Regions from separate parts of the Mus musculus genome. Here region 2 is linked to region 1. The links are chromatin loops, found by intact Hi-C in ENCODE. Cell type or tissue: heart. All regions are shown on one strand. Links, peaks and the distances in the headings refer to the core of each region. The heading gives the core; the rest is flanking DNA.

Region 1 (7,751 bases), core at 1,370-5,369:
AGAAATCAAAGGCTGGCATTTTCAATAAATACAGTATAAACCTCTGAAGAAACTCACATGTAAGCTTACATAGTGGAAGAATAGGGTAGAAAAGTGAACAAGAATCTGAGATCAATATTTCTTCATTCAAAGCTTAGCAGACACATATTTAAGAGCTGAAATTCAGAGGTAAAGGGTCACACAATTTTTGAATTCAGTCTTCCAGTATTTTTCTTTGTTTATAAGAAATCATTTCACTTCCCTGTTTGTTTGTTTTTCCAGACTTTATGTTAGGACAAAGTGTATTGGTGACCTTACTGACTGAAATAAGCATGGCTCTAAAATTGTATTTAAGACACTTTAAAAGAGCCAATCAGTTAAAATAATTACAATCCACAAAATAAACAATTCAAAATGTGTATTTATTGATTGTATTGTGACTTGGACTTTTATAAAGAGGTTGTTTTTTAAACAATGTAGTATTTGAACCTACAAGCTAAGTTTATTTTTGCCAGATAACTAACTAGCTGAACTGGAAACATAGCATATCTGATCAGTTAGTCACGTCACCTTTGTGAAATTATCCTACTAATTGCAGTAGATGGTTCTCTACTTTCTGAGTTCCATTAAACTTCTCTTAGCCCGAATTCCTTTGCCTGGAGTCTCTATGAGTTCATAGATAATACCAAACAGTCTACAAAAGGTTAAGTTTTAGAAAGCTTATCTGCATTTCTAAGCATTAAACTTTTTGATGTATGAAAGGACCTACAAACAAATTATAAACTTTACTTTCCATCTTACTGCTGCTACATTCAAATCTCAGTCCTTTATACTCTCTTTCCACTCTCAAACTTTATGCGTCAATCCACCTTCTTACAGTTAGGGAAAGCTATGTTTCTTCAGCTTTGCAGGTCTGCCTATTGGTGCAAAAAAGGGCATCAGAGGCCAGTCACCTGAAATTGTCCTGAAGACATTCACAAATGTGTGCACCTTGCATTGTCTACCTCTAATTTTTGTTCTCTAAACCTACAGGGATGTTTTAGGACAAGAAAAATGCTGAGTCCGGAGAGCATTAGGCTAATGTTATACTTGCTATTCCTCTCCAGGAACCCCATTAAGTCCTATTAGAAAGGCTCCATTTGGTGCAACCCTCTGTTACCCCCAACAGAAACACAAGAGGAAGAGGGGGAAAAAGGGGGTCTTTTGAAGCCTTACCGATTCTGCCAGTTCTTTGGTCAAGCATAAGGAAACCAGGAACAGCCACAATCTGAAAGGAGAGGGAGGGTGAGAAACATGGGCTCTCTGGACTACAGGGTCCTGAGTGAGAAAGTGTTCCCCCGGGCTCCCTTTTGATGCCTACTCCCACTTTTTCCGCAGTGACAGAAGTGCAAGTATAGTCCTGGCTTGGGAAAGCAGTCCAAAGTTGGAAAGAGGAGGGGGATTCTGAGCAGCAGCAGCTCACCCAGGGTGCATGCTTGTGGCTGCTCCGGAGCTGGGTCCCAGGAGACTGCTAAGCTGCTCCGCGGCGCGGGCTCATCTGGGCTCCGTTGATGCTTGGCAGTTTGTTCCTTATTCAGGACAGTGTGGGGAAGGGGGGCGAAGTGGCTTAATTTGGAAGAAACTAAAATCAGCCGCTAGAAAAAAAAAGTGCCCCAAAGGAAAACACACGCAGTGGTGCCCGCTACAACTTCTAGCACTCAGGAGATAGTTCCATGAGCCCAGGGAGGAAGGAATGGAGGGGGACGGGGCGGGGCTGCCTGCTGTCAATCACCTCCCCCTACCTTGGGAAGCTGCTTCTCTTTCTCAATTTCAAGCACCTCTGCACATAACCGTTCCAAAGTTTCATGCACAGGTCTCTAGAGACCTATACACAAGAATCTATGCAAGTAGGCATTATATATTTCCATAAAGTAAAATAGACTTGGGTGCACTACTACTACATAGGCAGATAGTCCTGAAAGAGACCTTGCACAAGGGCCCAAGTGTGCAGACTCTTATTCTAACTTCCTATTTTTTCACTAAACTTTTAGAAAGATGAGGAGGGAATCTCTGGAGTTGTAAGCCTAATCTCTAAACCCAGTAAAACTGAGGAGGAATTGGTCCTTATAAAACGGATTCAAAATATAAAGAATGCAGTTTATCCCAGACTGAGAATAGAAATGTTCAGAAGAATTCTTTAGCAAATTCCTGAAAGACACTCCAAGGAGTCCACATCGTGTATATTTTTGGTCTTTTGGTTCTTAAAAGTGTCTACAAGTTATCAAAGCGATATGCATGCCTACTTCATCTAGGAGACACAAATTCAACTACTATTGACTCCATATAGACATTTTAAATGAGATGCTTGTTTTAGTTGTAAGGAATTATGCTAATGTTATATAATTGCTTGCCACAGGTCCTTCTGAAATAGAATGATGGCAGCCACTACCTTTTACCTTAGCTTGATATAAGTGACAAATATTATTTATGGTACTCAATACATGTAAATAGAAACAGTAAGTAAGTTACAATAACATTTAACCTTTTAACATTATTAACCTACTTAATGCATCCTATATGGCATATGTTGTTACATACATTAGGTATTCACAAATACATATGTTCATTGTCTTACTTTATATACGTATATCTAATATTTTCTCATTTTCTGTTTGTATATAGAAACTGTCCTACCAACACTTGAAAGGCAAAGGCCAGCAGCCCATGGAGCAGAGGCGAAAACTTTGTTTCTAATGATTAACAATAAAAAGCACCACACTCTGAAATCCATCCGCTGGAAAAAATAGTCCCAGCTCAGGTCTGTTTGTCAATGGCTTTGATGCAGACATCTGAGGGAAAGCTGGACTGGCAGGCAAGAGTACTGTTAAGAGAAGCTGCCAATGAACAAACGAGAAATCTTTTTGGTTGGACTTGTGGGGTTCAGTCAACTTGTCTTGAAGTTTCCCTCCCTCAAATAACTGAGCGTCACTCCCTCGCAGGTTGCCGGTGCAGTGGGAAGCACTGGCGGAGTGATACGCAAATTCCCCAGCGCCAGCGGGGAGGGGGCGGTGCAGGGAAGAGAGCGAGGAAAGTAGATTTGTAGGACGTTGAGTGAGGAAAGTTTGCAAGTCCCAACAGAAGGCAAAGTGCTCCTGAGAGATCGGCTTTGGGGAGGGGAGGGGGGAGGGAAGAACAGCTTTCTTTTCTTGTTCTTGCTCTCCCTCTCTCTCTCTTATTTTAATCGCTTCCCTCTTATAAATCTCTTCCCCCAAGTGCACCAGCATAACCGGGACACTCACTGTCCCCTTTCTAGCTCTCTTCTCAATAACCCTTCAAGATTATGTCAATCGGTCTGAAGGGACCTGGGATTCCCTGCGGGTGCTGACGGAGCTGCGGGAGCCAGAGAAGAATGCAAGTGCGTGGAGTGTGCCTGGCTGCCGGCTGGTTCTTACTGGCCCTGTGTCTGTGGGGGCAGCCCGCAGAGGCTGCGGTAAGTCCTCCCTCCCGCCCCATCACTGCTCGCTCCAACAGAAACCACTGGAGCCTTTACCTTCCCTACTCTTTGACCTTGGCCAGGGAAGTCAAAATTGGCTTTAAGTAGAAAGAAATATAATTCCCAACTCTGGTCTGAGGGAAAATTCCAAGTGTTTAAAAACAGGGCCGCTTACTTCTCTGTAGCTACCTCTTCTGGGGCAAGAGTGGGCAGAGGGTGTGGGAGGCACATTAATGGGTCACTGGGCTCTGGAGGATATTTAAAACTTTTCTTCCTCTCTATCCCCCACCCAGGGTAGCTGTCTACCAGCTAGCTTCTTTCACTACTTGGACCCAGCCCAAGCACGATTTAACCTTGGTTTATAGTTTAAAATTTGGTTCCTCTAAAATTGAACTGTGGTCAGTGTGGTAATAGCCTTGATGGAGTTCTTCTCTTGGCATATGCTCTTTTCTTAAGCCACATGAACCCACCCCCCACCCCAGGTTTGTAAAGTTCTGCCCTGTTTTCTGACCTGTTGACATCATTCTTTTACAAAAGATAAAATAACCTATCAACCAGGACGAAGTAAAGAAGCATACATAGTCTTATGCTTCAGGAGTTTTGCACATTAAAAAAAAAAAGTTATGGGTTTCTGTTGGCTTGCACTTTTTAAACTCATAAAGGCACCTGAACAACTTGAGAGTTTGCCTTTCACCCATTTAAAGGACAAGAAGTCTCAGTTTTCCAATGGGAATGAGCTCTATGGGTTAGAAGAGTGGGGGAGGATGCTCACACGAAATGACAGAGCAAAAAGTTCCACTTGCCTTTAGGAATGTAGACTGGATACCACAGCCTGTTCCTGAGCAGGAAATCTGGGTAGTCCCAACACCCACTCTCCTTCTGGAGATAAGAGGTAAATGCAAAGGAATGAAGGGCTTTGCTGCAGAAAATATTCTCCAGTTTGAAGTCTACCCTACTTAATTTCATATAAACTGTGAACAACTAAATGTGTGACAAATTATTTAAGTATTATATTTGAGTACACAGAATGGATGTTTAAAACCACTTAAATATGGCATCATAGCTTAGGCCTTCACATGGTGGAGTGACTATCAATCCTTTAGACGCAGCTACAATATTACAGACATCTGGGTCTACATCAAAGTTAGCTTCCTTTTGGACTCAGCACACCTCAGATCACATTGCCCTCTGTATATGCTAGAAAAACTGTGTATACTGCTGTTACAAAAAGTAACTTTGATGTTATTGTAATCACAACATAATTATGATAGAAAATCTGTGGGAAAACTTGCACATCTAAAATGTTTTAGTTATGCATACCATCATTTTCCTCCATCAAAGTAGATATACGACTTAATAATGTTCTTTTGGTGCAGAGCATTTTTGATGGGGTATGGTTTCCGCAGTCAATATGGCTAAAGATGGTTAGAATAAATTATAATTGGGCTATAGAAAATAGTTCATTTGAAGCTCATCTTAGTGCCTTTTGTTTATAGCATTTGCCCTATGGGCAAAAACTTTGTGGATGACTTCTGAAGCAATCCTTCCTCTTAGTTACCATTTATACTTGTGTGTATAACAACACTGCATGCCAGTTGAAATTCATTTATATTAAAAATAAGATTTTTTTTTATTGACAAAACTTATGTGCAAGCTTACTTTCGTATTCTTAAAGTAACAAGTGTTTGTGAAGTAATTGGGATTTCCCCCTCCTATACAGTTTTGAAAGGACTTTTTAGTTCACACTTTCCTATGGTTAGAATTTTGTTCCTCTTTTAAATCTAGGGGTTTGTTGTTCCTTCCTCACAAATAAATGCCCTAGTTAAATGAAAGTTTTAATCATCTCAAAAATATGAATGGTATCTGCTCTCCATACTTGTGCTGGGGGTATTGGTCACCTTCTCCAGAGTGAAACTTGGCTGTACTTGGCTTAGTTTTTCACCAATGTCTTCTAATATTGAGGCTTTTATATCAGGAAGAACATTACTTCTTAAATTAATTTACTTTTTCATAGTTATATGACTTTACTATCTCTGGAGTCATGCCAAATTTAGATAACAAAAATATGTGAACTTTCTTTTTAAGGTAGAATGTTTATTAGGTAGAATACAATAACCCAGGTATTGAATGGTCAGCAGCAAGAAAACAGGGTAACTTTAGTCTGTAAGGATCATTTTTAGTGATAGAAAAAAATCATATTTTTAAATGTTAAGGTGACTATGGCTATACAAACTCTGTCAAAGAGATAAGCTTGTAGATTTAATGATATGTCTATAAATAATATGGAGAATTATACTACTTCTACCATACAAATGTTTGTAAGTTATTTTTGTTTTTCTTGGAAGTTATAGTATTATTTCTACAATTTAAACCATACTGTGTACCTTGTGACCATTTATAAGAACTTGTCAAGGGTAATAGCAAGGCTTTTGGCCATTTTTTTTCTATGAAATGTTCTATTCTATAGAAAAAATGCTCATCTTGCTTTCATTATTGTTTGTGTTTACATTGTTCAGTGTTTATTATGTGCTAAGTACTATGTTAGGATAGTAAGACAAATTTTGATATTTAGTCCTTTATGTGATGCTAGGGATTGAACCCAAGGTTCCAAGTGTACTGAATTTGCTCTGTGATTTGTTTTCTTAAGAGAGTACTAATGTATTTGTGTGTGTGTGTGTGTGTGTGTGTGTGTGCGCGCGCGCGCGCGCATTAAAAGCTACTTACTAGATGAGAAAACTATAAAACAGAGGTTAAGCAACTTGCTAAAAATCACATAGGTTGTGAATTTCAAATTCAGAGTTTGCCCCTAAGTCCCTTATATTGTCTCCTTTGCATGTAATCTATAGAATTATGCTATGTTAACATATATATGAATCTATATTACATTTTTTTAGACACAGAAGATGCAGTGTTGGTGATAATGGGGTTTGCTTCTATTACTGCTTATTTTATGTAAAGTAGTATAGCATAATGTAAATAAATTTACTTTTTAAAGATTAATTTGATCTCTATGTCTATGCAGACTGAGATAGTTTAAATGCAATCTAAAAGCAATCACAGGTTAAATGATTTTATGTAATCTCAATAAAATTTAGATTTATAAAACACCTACAACTTCTGATAGATGATTTTTCCATGAAAATAATTGACCTATGTTTCTTTTAAGCTTCCTCAGTTAGTTTGAAGTATGCAGAAATGTCCAGAAATATGCCTGTTGTCATAAATAGGAAATATATGGTGGTACAGTCTTGTCAAAAATGATCAATTCACTTTGTTGTTTTTTACTAACTTTCCTACACCTTCATATGTTGTTTTGTTCACTCAACCATCTATCTATCTTTATATATATATTATTTTGTAGTTTTAATAATCAAATTCAGGACATTGCACCCACTATCCGAAATCTTTACAATATACCCCCACCCCCAGCTCTGTGTCTACAGTATTATGTATATATTTCTGTATGTACCCATCGTATTATTTTTTTAACAGTGCATAATTTTCCGTGTTTTTACTTGACTCTTGCTGTTTGCAAGATATGATACTCTTTTTACCTTGAATTACCCTTGACAAATTGGTTAGAATAGTGTCTGCCAAATTTGTCCACTACAAAGTCGTTTTCTTTCCTTTATAAATAAGCTGATCTTATTAGACTGTACAGGGTGATATTGGGAGAGAGTCTAGGAAGCCAAATAATCTATATCTCATGATAGTTTCTTCAGAAATTCTAGCATCTGTTAATGTTTCTGGCATTAGTGATTGTTGTAGTTAAATTTGCCAAAGGTGCTTTCAATTTTCAAAAAATTTCTACATAAAATATCAAATTTTACTATAATACATTTTCACTGTTTTAAATTTACTATATAATTATTTATTCGATATGTAACAAAAATAAATATTTTCTTTATTTTTATTTATAATAAATTATTATTTTATTACAAGTATTTACTGAAATTATTATAAATATATACAGACCAGGAGTCTATTCACAGCTGTTTCTATATCCTTCAATGTGTTTCCATCAGCTTTGAGCATTTCCTCTATTACTAGCATCATAAAATGGTCATCTCCTTTCCTTCTTCTAATTTAGGAATGAGCCAGTTCACCAATGAGTCTATTCTTTTAACAAAATAGAGGTATTTAGAAACCAAGGTGTGGATGCTTGGCATGCTCATTCTGATTGAACTGTCATTTTATAGCCCTTTTCAGCAGACAAGCCTAGGAAATGCATACTATCTTAGTTTTATCTATAATCCTATCACACACACACACACACACACACACACACACACACACACAC
Region 2 (7,751 bases), core at 1,962-5,961, 170 kb before region 1:
CTACAGAGCTTTTGGTTTGTGTTCTCAAGATATCACACAGAGCTAGTGAAAAATGCTCTGCAGGAACATTAGTGAGCCAGCAATGACATGTGTCTTGTGCAGCATTTTTTTCAGTAATATTTTTTTTTGGCTCGAGGAAAAAAATTGTCCAGCTATATGACCATTTATCATCTCAGAAAGAGAACAGTACCTACTTTGACATGGTGAGAGCAATAAAGACCATGTAAAATAGTGAAAGCTGTTCAAATATCCAATGAATTGTAGCAACCAGGTTATTCAATTTGTCCAATCAGTTATAAGGACAACCAGAAGAAGGTTGTAGGTATAGGTGTTACACAGTTCAGAGAAAAAGTTGTACCTATGGGAAGAAGGGAATGAAGTTCAACAGCATTAAACATGAAGGGGCTTGTGAAAGGTGGCTTCAGATGTATGTGATAGTGACTTTATTAGGGAAGAAAGTGAGCCACCCAGGACTACGGTGTAAACACACTGAATGACCTTGGTGTCTTAGAAATGATAAATATAGTTAGAAGTTAAACAAAGTGCAAGTTCCACTTCTAGCTTGGTGCCACCGACTGAAAATGGAACAACTCTGGCAGTTTGTTTGAGATAAACCCCCAAATATGCAGAGGTGTGGGGCCTAGAATCAAAACAAATCCTTGAAAACAAATTACATAGATTGAAATTCTCTAGATATTAAAAATACCTAGGGGGAGTCTTATTAAGATTATTTTAAAGACAAGGGTCATAATTATTCATCCTCAGACAAGGACTGCTCCAGAACAGTGACAAGGCTTTCAACTGGACAAGTTGTGGCTTCTTTCCCCTTCATTCTTACTCTTTTATTCTTTGCTAACTGATAGAACTCTGGTCTTTTAGCTGGGAACAGTAGCCACCCAGAACTAAGACCAATTCTTTATAAAAATATGTATGTATGTATGTATGTATGTGCACAACCACCATGGTGGGCATATGGAGGTTCAACTACTACAACTTGAGGGAGTCAGTTCTCTCCTTCTGCCATGTGTGCCAAAGGGATTAACAGCTTTATGCCACGAGGTGTCTTAATGGTCCTTTATATGTTTTCCTTGGGTTGATTTGTTTTATTTGCCAACCGGTTTACAGAGATTACGAATGTATCCCAAAGCAATAGGATTTTTTTTTATTGCATCATTAAAATACCACAAATTGGCCTAACAACCCACTGTCTTCTTTATGTAGCTGGATAACTGAGATCTTCATGAACCAGCTGCACAGTTCCCCTTTTAGAAACAAATACTATCCTGAAATGTTCCAATGACCTTGTTCTTAACTTTTGTGGCTTGCTAAACCAAAGAAGCTGAATTTGAAACAAGTTCAATATCATGTCTTTCAAGGACTCACTCATCATTTTGGACTTAAGATCGTTAACAAGCAGCATCTGTATTCATCCAAACCCTGAAGATGTGTTTTTCAACCAAGACATTTGGATTTCAACAAGGGATCCATTCTACTGTGAAAAAATGGTATTGATGAGGAATTGAGTGTAAAAAGTCCTCATCTTGTAACAGAATCTCATTGTAACACCTCTGACCATGTTTTTTTTTTTTTTTTTTATGTAACTGCAGAGAGTATGAACAGTTATCAACTCCTTTCTATTTTCTCCACTATTTGTTAACTCAGTCTCTTCTTCTTCTAAGGAGACTAAGAAGTCTCATTTGACTGCAACCTCTCCAGAGAGTTCTGGGGACCCTTAAAATGACTGCATGTTGCTCTTGAGTGATGTTAACATTTTCTAGACAATCAACACTCTTGTTGCTGGGAATGGTCTTTGTTCTTGCAGTAAGGGCAACATAAGACTGTATTTTTTTCCTTCACTTTCAGAATGGGTCAGTGGTACTAAAGTTTTGGCTTATGTGATGCAAGCAAAAGTTGATGCCATCTGAATTAGTTCTTTGTCAGCTTTACACAAGGTAGAGTTATTTGAGAAGAAGGAACATCATTTGAGATAATGCTTCCATGAGAGCATGTGGAGGCAAATTGATGGGGTCATTTTTTTGATTGATAATTGATGTGAGACGGTCCAGTTCATTGTGTGCAGAAGTACCATTTGGCCCATGGTTCTGGATGATTTATGAAGGTAAGTTGAGGAAGCTGTGGGCAAGAAGCCATTAATTGTTCCTATATAGCCTCTAGTTCAATTTCTGCCATGAGTGTCTGACCAGAACTCCTTCCATGATAGAGCATAACCTGAAAATTGTGTAATGAAACCCTTTCCTCCCCAAGCTGGTTTTTGCTCAGTGTTTTATTACAGTCATAGTATGCAAACATCTAAACCATGAAATGTATGAGTTTCTTTAAATGGAGGGGCATTCTTATTTTCCACTAGTCTCTTGCTTTTTTTCAATGAAGTTTTGTTGGTTGAAGCTAGAGCAACAACTGTAGACTCAAATTGAAAATCATAAATTGAGATGTAAGACAATATAAAGAGTCAATAGAGCTGTCATTCAAACATTTAACTGTGTAGGTAGACTTGAGAAGCAGCTCAACACTGCATTCTTCATCTTTCTGAGTTCTATGTAGATCTTCTAAATATCTTAACTTATTCAGTTTTTCCTCTAGGAGTTTAAACGTATGTAAAAAGTTACATTAACTGTTAAAAATTTGCTACTGATTCTGTCATCTGTTACTTCTAGGATAGTTTTGAATGAATGACTTTTCTCATTAGTGATCAGTATTTTCCAGCTTATTCAAATGCCTGATGACTTTGCATGGGATGCCAGATGTGAATTTTATCTTGATTGTTGCTGGACAGTTTGTATTTCTATAAATATCCTTGGACTTTGTAAGGGAGTCACTCCAGGCCTGTTTTATTATCCAGCTCTGGTGTATCCATGAATCAAAGGCTATTTTGGCAAGCTCTTTTGAATACTCTATCTGATGCTCTATGCAAAAGGAGCCTTTTCACCCTGGTTAGGTATTGATGCACTATTTTCAGCCTTATGTCATATCTTAGAACTGTGATTATTATTACTGTTTCTTTTTGATGTTTTTCCCTCTTGGTCTATGTTAGATTCCATACAAACACATGTTGATCAGTACTCTGCTAAAGATTCACTGGAGACTTGCTATCGATCTTAAGTTCTTTTACATAGTCTTGTCTTCTTCTGGACTTGGCTGTGTAAATTCTAGTTGCCACGTTCCTCCTGGACTTGGAGCACAGATCATCTCCTCACCTGTAAAACTCTGCTTTGGTATCCTTTCTACATATTATTGCCTGGAAGCCCTCCAGGAATTAAGCTTTAAAAACATAAAGAACTTGCCTTCAGTGTTTCCTGTTTTGCAGGGGTCACTGGTATGTTGTTGTTGTTGCCTCATTTCCAATGTCTGAGGGCTATTGTTTTCATTTGGTCTGGTTTTCGCCTTGTTTCCGGCAGGAGAGTAAATCTGGTTCTTGTTATCTTATCTTGGCCAGAAGTGAGAAATGTTACATCAGAGAGGAATAAATGACTCTATTATTTAACCCATTGTAATTTAGAGTTTTCTGTCATTTCTGCTTAGACTGAATCTTAACAAGCATAGGGTTGATCCTTGGTTTACTTAGGACAGCTTCTAATTTCAACATAAAGAAGTTATCCATTTCAGGACAACTATAGACTTGACCAACACCTGAAGAAGAAGGTCAAAGATCTGGATGAAAACCGAAAGCTCTGTCATTTCCCATGAGAAGCACGGTCTGAAAGCAGCCAAGTTTATTACAGCTGGTGCCAGCTGACAAAGTCAAGTATACTTTCCACTTAGTGTGATTAGATTCTCATTCATGATGACAGTAGTTGTAATTGGGTAAAAATGTGCTCCACAGATTTTGAGCTTCTACTGTAGCTTAGGCACTAGGCTCAGATCTAACAATATAGGCACGTATACTGATCAAACCACATGTGTAAGGCAACTAACTTAGATGATGGCAAGAGCCATCCAAAAGGAGTGAAACAAAATCACCCACAAACGTTTCACAATTTGGATAAGGGACTTTATATAGATAAAGTCTTCTGTCATGTGAATAGCTCTTGAATTTGGCTAAGAAGCTTAATGACAGCTTATTTGATTAAAATAAATCTGTTCTATTTTTTTCTTTTAATTAGGGATAATGCCTTTTCAACTCGTGGTTCTGTAGTGAACCAAGTAATTTATACTTTCAGCCTAAAGAGCCTGTTTCTGAACAGGATATATTCACACAGATTAAAAGCTTTACTGATATCAGTGCAATAGAGAAATATGTTGGACACAGTCCTAATGAATGACTAACGTTACCACCAGTAGGCAAAAAATAATATTCTATTCCTCCTGATGAGAGCAAAACATTGTGGTAATTTTTTTAATCACAATGTATTCATGAGGCATAATCATACAAATCCAATTGAGACACATCTGCAAAATACTGGCCAGGATTCACAAAAATATCAATGTTATGAAAGAGAAAATGAAAAAAAAAAGTAGAATCAGAGAAGCTTCTAGATTAATGGAAATCAAAGAAACTGACAAACTAAATGCATTGCCCAGTATTTTTTTTATTGGATTCAACCTTATAGAAACCAACAAACAAATGAAACACACAGCTACTAGAATATCATTGGAGACACTGGGAAAAATTGAGACTGGAATGCAGATTTTCTATGTATTGTGTAAATGTTGTATTTCCTGGATTTGATGATTAGTGTTTGTGTTTGTGTGTGTGTGTGTGTGTGTGTGTGTGTGTGTGTGTGTGTTAGAGAGAGAGAGAGAGAGAGAGAGAGAGAGAGAGAGAGAGAGAGAGAAGCTGTAATTGTTCTAAATTTTGGAGGCTTCAGTGGGATTCCAAATGTATATCCTAACTTACTACTTTCTATTCTTTCTACTTACTTCTCCCATTCTTATGGCTGGTATTAAAAATAAGCTATGTGCATTTTGTCCACACCTTAGCTCTGTTGTTTAACAGTGACTTCAGATACTGAAACATTCCATCCTGCAGGGAAGCTCTTTAAGACAGAAGTAAACAACTCACAATGAGCTTCAGGAAGTTCTTGAAACTGACCAGATTCATTAGGATTTCTCTCCCAAAAGTGCACAGGAAAGGCTGTCGAGATTCACTCTCACACAAGCCAGGCTGCAAAGGAGATTCAGTGAACAAACTAGTTGCCTGGAATAAGCAAAAGCCAGCTGAGCTGCCTGCAAGAGGTTCAAAATAACTGAGACATTTGGACAGGACTCTCTCCAATCTGTTGAGTTACTTGTAGGCAGTGCACTGTGCTCAGCCAATATAAAATCAGTTATAATCCTTTTGAAAAATGTCTATTTAGTTCTTTAGTCCATTTATTGATTGGACTAAATTTTTAGTGAGTGTTTAATTTTTGCAGTTCTTTATATATTCTGGATACTAAACCCCAGTCCAAAGTATAGCAAAGAATGTTCCCTTTTAGGAAATTCTTGCACCCTTTCTATTTATATCTCTCTCCCCCTCTCCCTCTCCCTCTCCCTCTCCCTCTCCCTCTCCCTCTCCCTCTCCCTCTCCCTCTCCCTCTCCCTCTCCCTCTCCCTCTCCCTCTCCCTCTCCCTCTCCCTCTCCCTCTCCCTCTCCCTCTCCCTCTCCCTCTCCCTCTCTCTCTCTCTTGCATTCACAAGACTGCTCATGTGTAGGCGCCTGTAGAGGTCAAAGGAAAGTGTCTGATTCCCTGAAGCTGAAGTAACAAGTAGTTGTGAGCAACCCAACATAAATGCTAAGTACCAAACTGGTCCTCTGTAAGAGTAGCAAGTACTCTTAAAACTCCAACCCTGAATTTTGTATCTAAAACACTGCATGGTAAACATTTAGATACTACTAATGATTATAAAAGAGACCTCTGCAGTACTGCCTTGCCTTTATAATGTGTCTAAGATGCCCCCCACAATGAACAAGGAAATACACATTGAGGAAATAATTCACTAACAATTTGTTTGCCTTAGAAATTAACTTTAAAGTATCTTCCAATGTAATTTAACTATAGTACACTACCTTTGGTCAGAAACACAGATACCATTGTGTCTGACTTCTCAAAGAAGCCATCCATCTTCTTTGGATATTACTTCCCGCATTGCATTTACTATAAAAAAATTGGGCAACAGTTTATGCCACCATTCTTTGTTCCTCCCACTGACTACTAAAGAGCAGAAAACATTCTAAGGTCCCCAGCTTTCTTTAAACTCCAAAGAGATCCAGGAAGTTTTCAACAGAGGCTGCCTCTTAATACCATCCTCTTCCTTTACCTATTTCTTGCTTGTCCTATTTCTGTAAAAAGAAAACTTCATCTTGAAAAGTGGAATATCTCTGAAAGGACTTGCCACTTTTTAAAAAATGGTTTTTCAAGACTGGGTTTCTCTGTATAGGCCTGGCTGTCCTGGAACTCACTTTGTAGACCAGGCTGGCCTCAAACTTAGAAATCTGCATGCCTATGCCTCCCAAGTGCTGGGATTAAAGGCGTGTGCCACCATACCCGGCTGTCACTTGTTTTAATGGGAGTTTTCAGTGGAAGGAAGGGCCACCTACTCCAGCATGCTATATCATCTTTTAGAGATGAATTGAAAATACAGAATGTAAAGGTAGGATGTTAGGAACCATTATGCTGTTTGGGACTACTGAAAATTTAGACTGTAGGGGGTGATCAGGACAAAAATTTCAGAATGGCTCTATAGGCCAAAGTGAACTGTTAGCAGCAACAAAAGAATCAAATCTTGAGTCAAATCACTGAAGCAGTCTGTTTCAATGCTACTCCAAGAATTTCTTAGCCTTTCCCTGAAAGTTTCAATATGCACTTGGCTCATTGCTGCCAGCACACAGTAGACAACAAGCGAGACATTCACTACAAGTCAGTTTCATTGCTGAGACAGTTTTATTCTTGTGTCCCAGTGGCCAAGTGAATGCTCTTTAGTTACTATCAGCATTGTGTTTTGGAGGTATTACGATGGTTGAGAGCACACATGTTTGAATCAGACCGATCAGGAATTGAAGCCTAGCTTTACAATGTTCCAGCATAGATCCTTAGTTTCCTTTTTAAAATAAAAAAGATATAGTACTAAATAATTGAGCAAACTAAATACTGGGTAGATGAAGCAATTAGTAGTCAAGTCCTCACTAATTGTAAGTAAGCACTTAAAGATAGCTTCTATTGATAGTCAAATTTGGGTTTCTTTGCTCTTAGCATGAATAGTAACAGATCTCCTGACTGCTTACTGCACCCATGTAAATCTTAAAGGGATAATCTGTCTTAAGTCCTATTTGAGATCTTATTCCCAGTCTCTTAAATCTCAGTAGTGTGTGGATCATTATCTCAACTAAATTTGGGCCTCTGGCTTCTACTCAATCACATTTCTCTGCCAGGATGATGTGGTCCAGTTATGCAGGTCATACACTAGCTGACATTGTGCCACTCCTACACATGCTATGTATACTCCAGGCCAAGTAGAGTTTTGCTATTTGATGACAACTGGGAACCACTGCTAATTCTTAAAGATGGAAAATGACATGAATGCTTTTCTCAAAGGGGATTTAATGCCAAAAAATGATCTTTATGCTTTTAGTTGATTAAACTGGCAAGAATTAGTAGAACAATTTAAGTTGATTGGTATACTACATGGCAGGTACTTCCTAGCTTAATACACACACACACACACACACACACTTTTTGGCATCAGCAATAGTATAGGGATTTCCTGTCTGCAGATATTTTTTGTCCCTGTCTTTCCTTTAGATAGGAACATGT

The links. A loop is a pair of places that touch in the nucleus more often than their neighbours do. Peaks named below come from ENCODE experiments on the same cell type or tissue, not always from the same donor. Only the 100,000 strongest peaks of a DNase experiment are listed, where the experiment ranks them.
Region 2: a loop joins it to region 1, with 2.1 times the contacts of the local background. A loop is called at or near these places in 1 of 42 quality-filtered maps.

Annotation. Positions count from the first base shown.
Region 1 is chrX:141,472,368-141,480,118 of GRCm38, forward strand. Col4a6 (collagen, type IV, alpha 6) reads right to left here and starts at 1,709. Exons shown (of 45, transcript NM_053185.2): 1 at 1,442-1,709; 2 at 1,195-1,246. The coding sequence starts at 1,452. Col4a5 (collagen, type IV, alpha 5) reads left to right here and starts at 3,052. Exons shown (of 53, transcript NM_001163155.1): 1 at 3,052-3,448. The coding sequence starts at 3,368. In heart, for the core only: no CTCF peak of the experiment used is centred there; a DNase peak (open chromatin) is centred at 2,994; H3K4me3 peaks cover 3,207 bases; H3K27ac peaks cover 1,698 bases.
Region 2 is chrX:141,301,075-141,308,825 of GRCm38, forward strand. The region is part of intron 3 of Col4a6 (collagen, type IV, alpha 6); the gene reads right to left. Among named protein-coding and RNA genes, the nearest start is that of Gm39539, 120 kb to the left of the region's middle. In heart, for the core only: no CTCF peak of the experiment used is centred there; no DNase peak of the experiment used is centred there.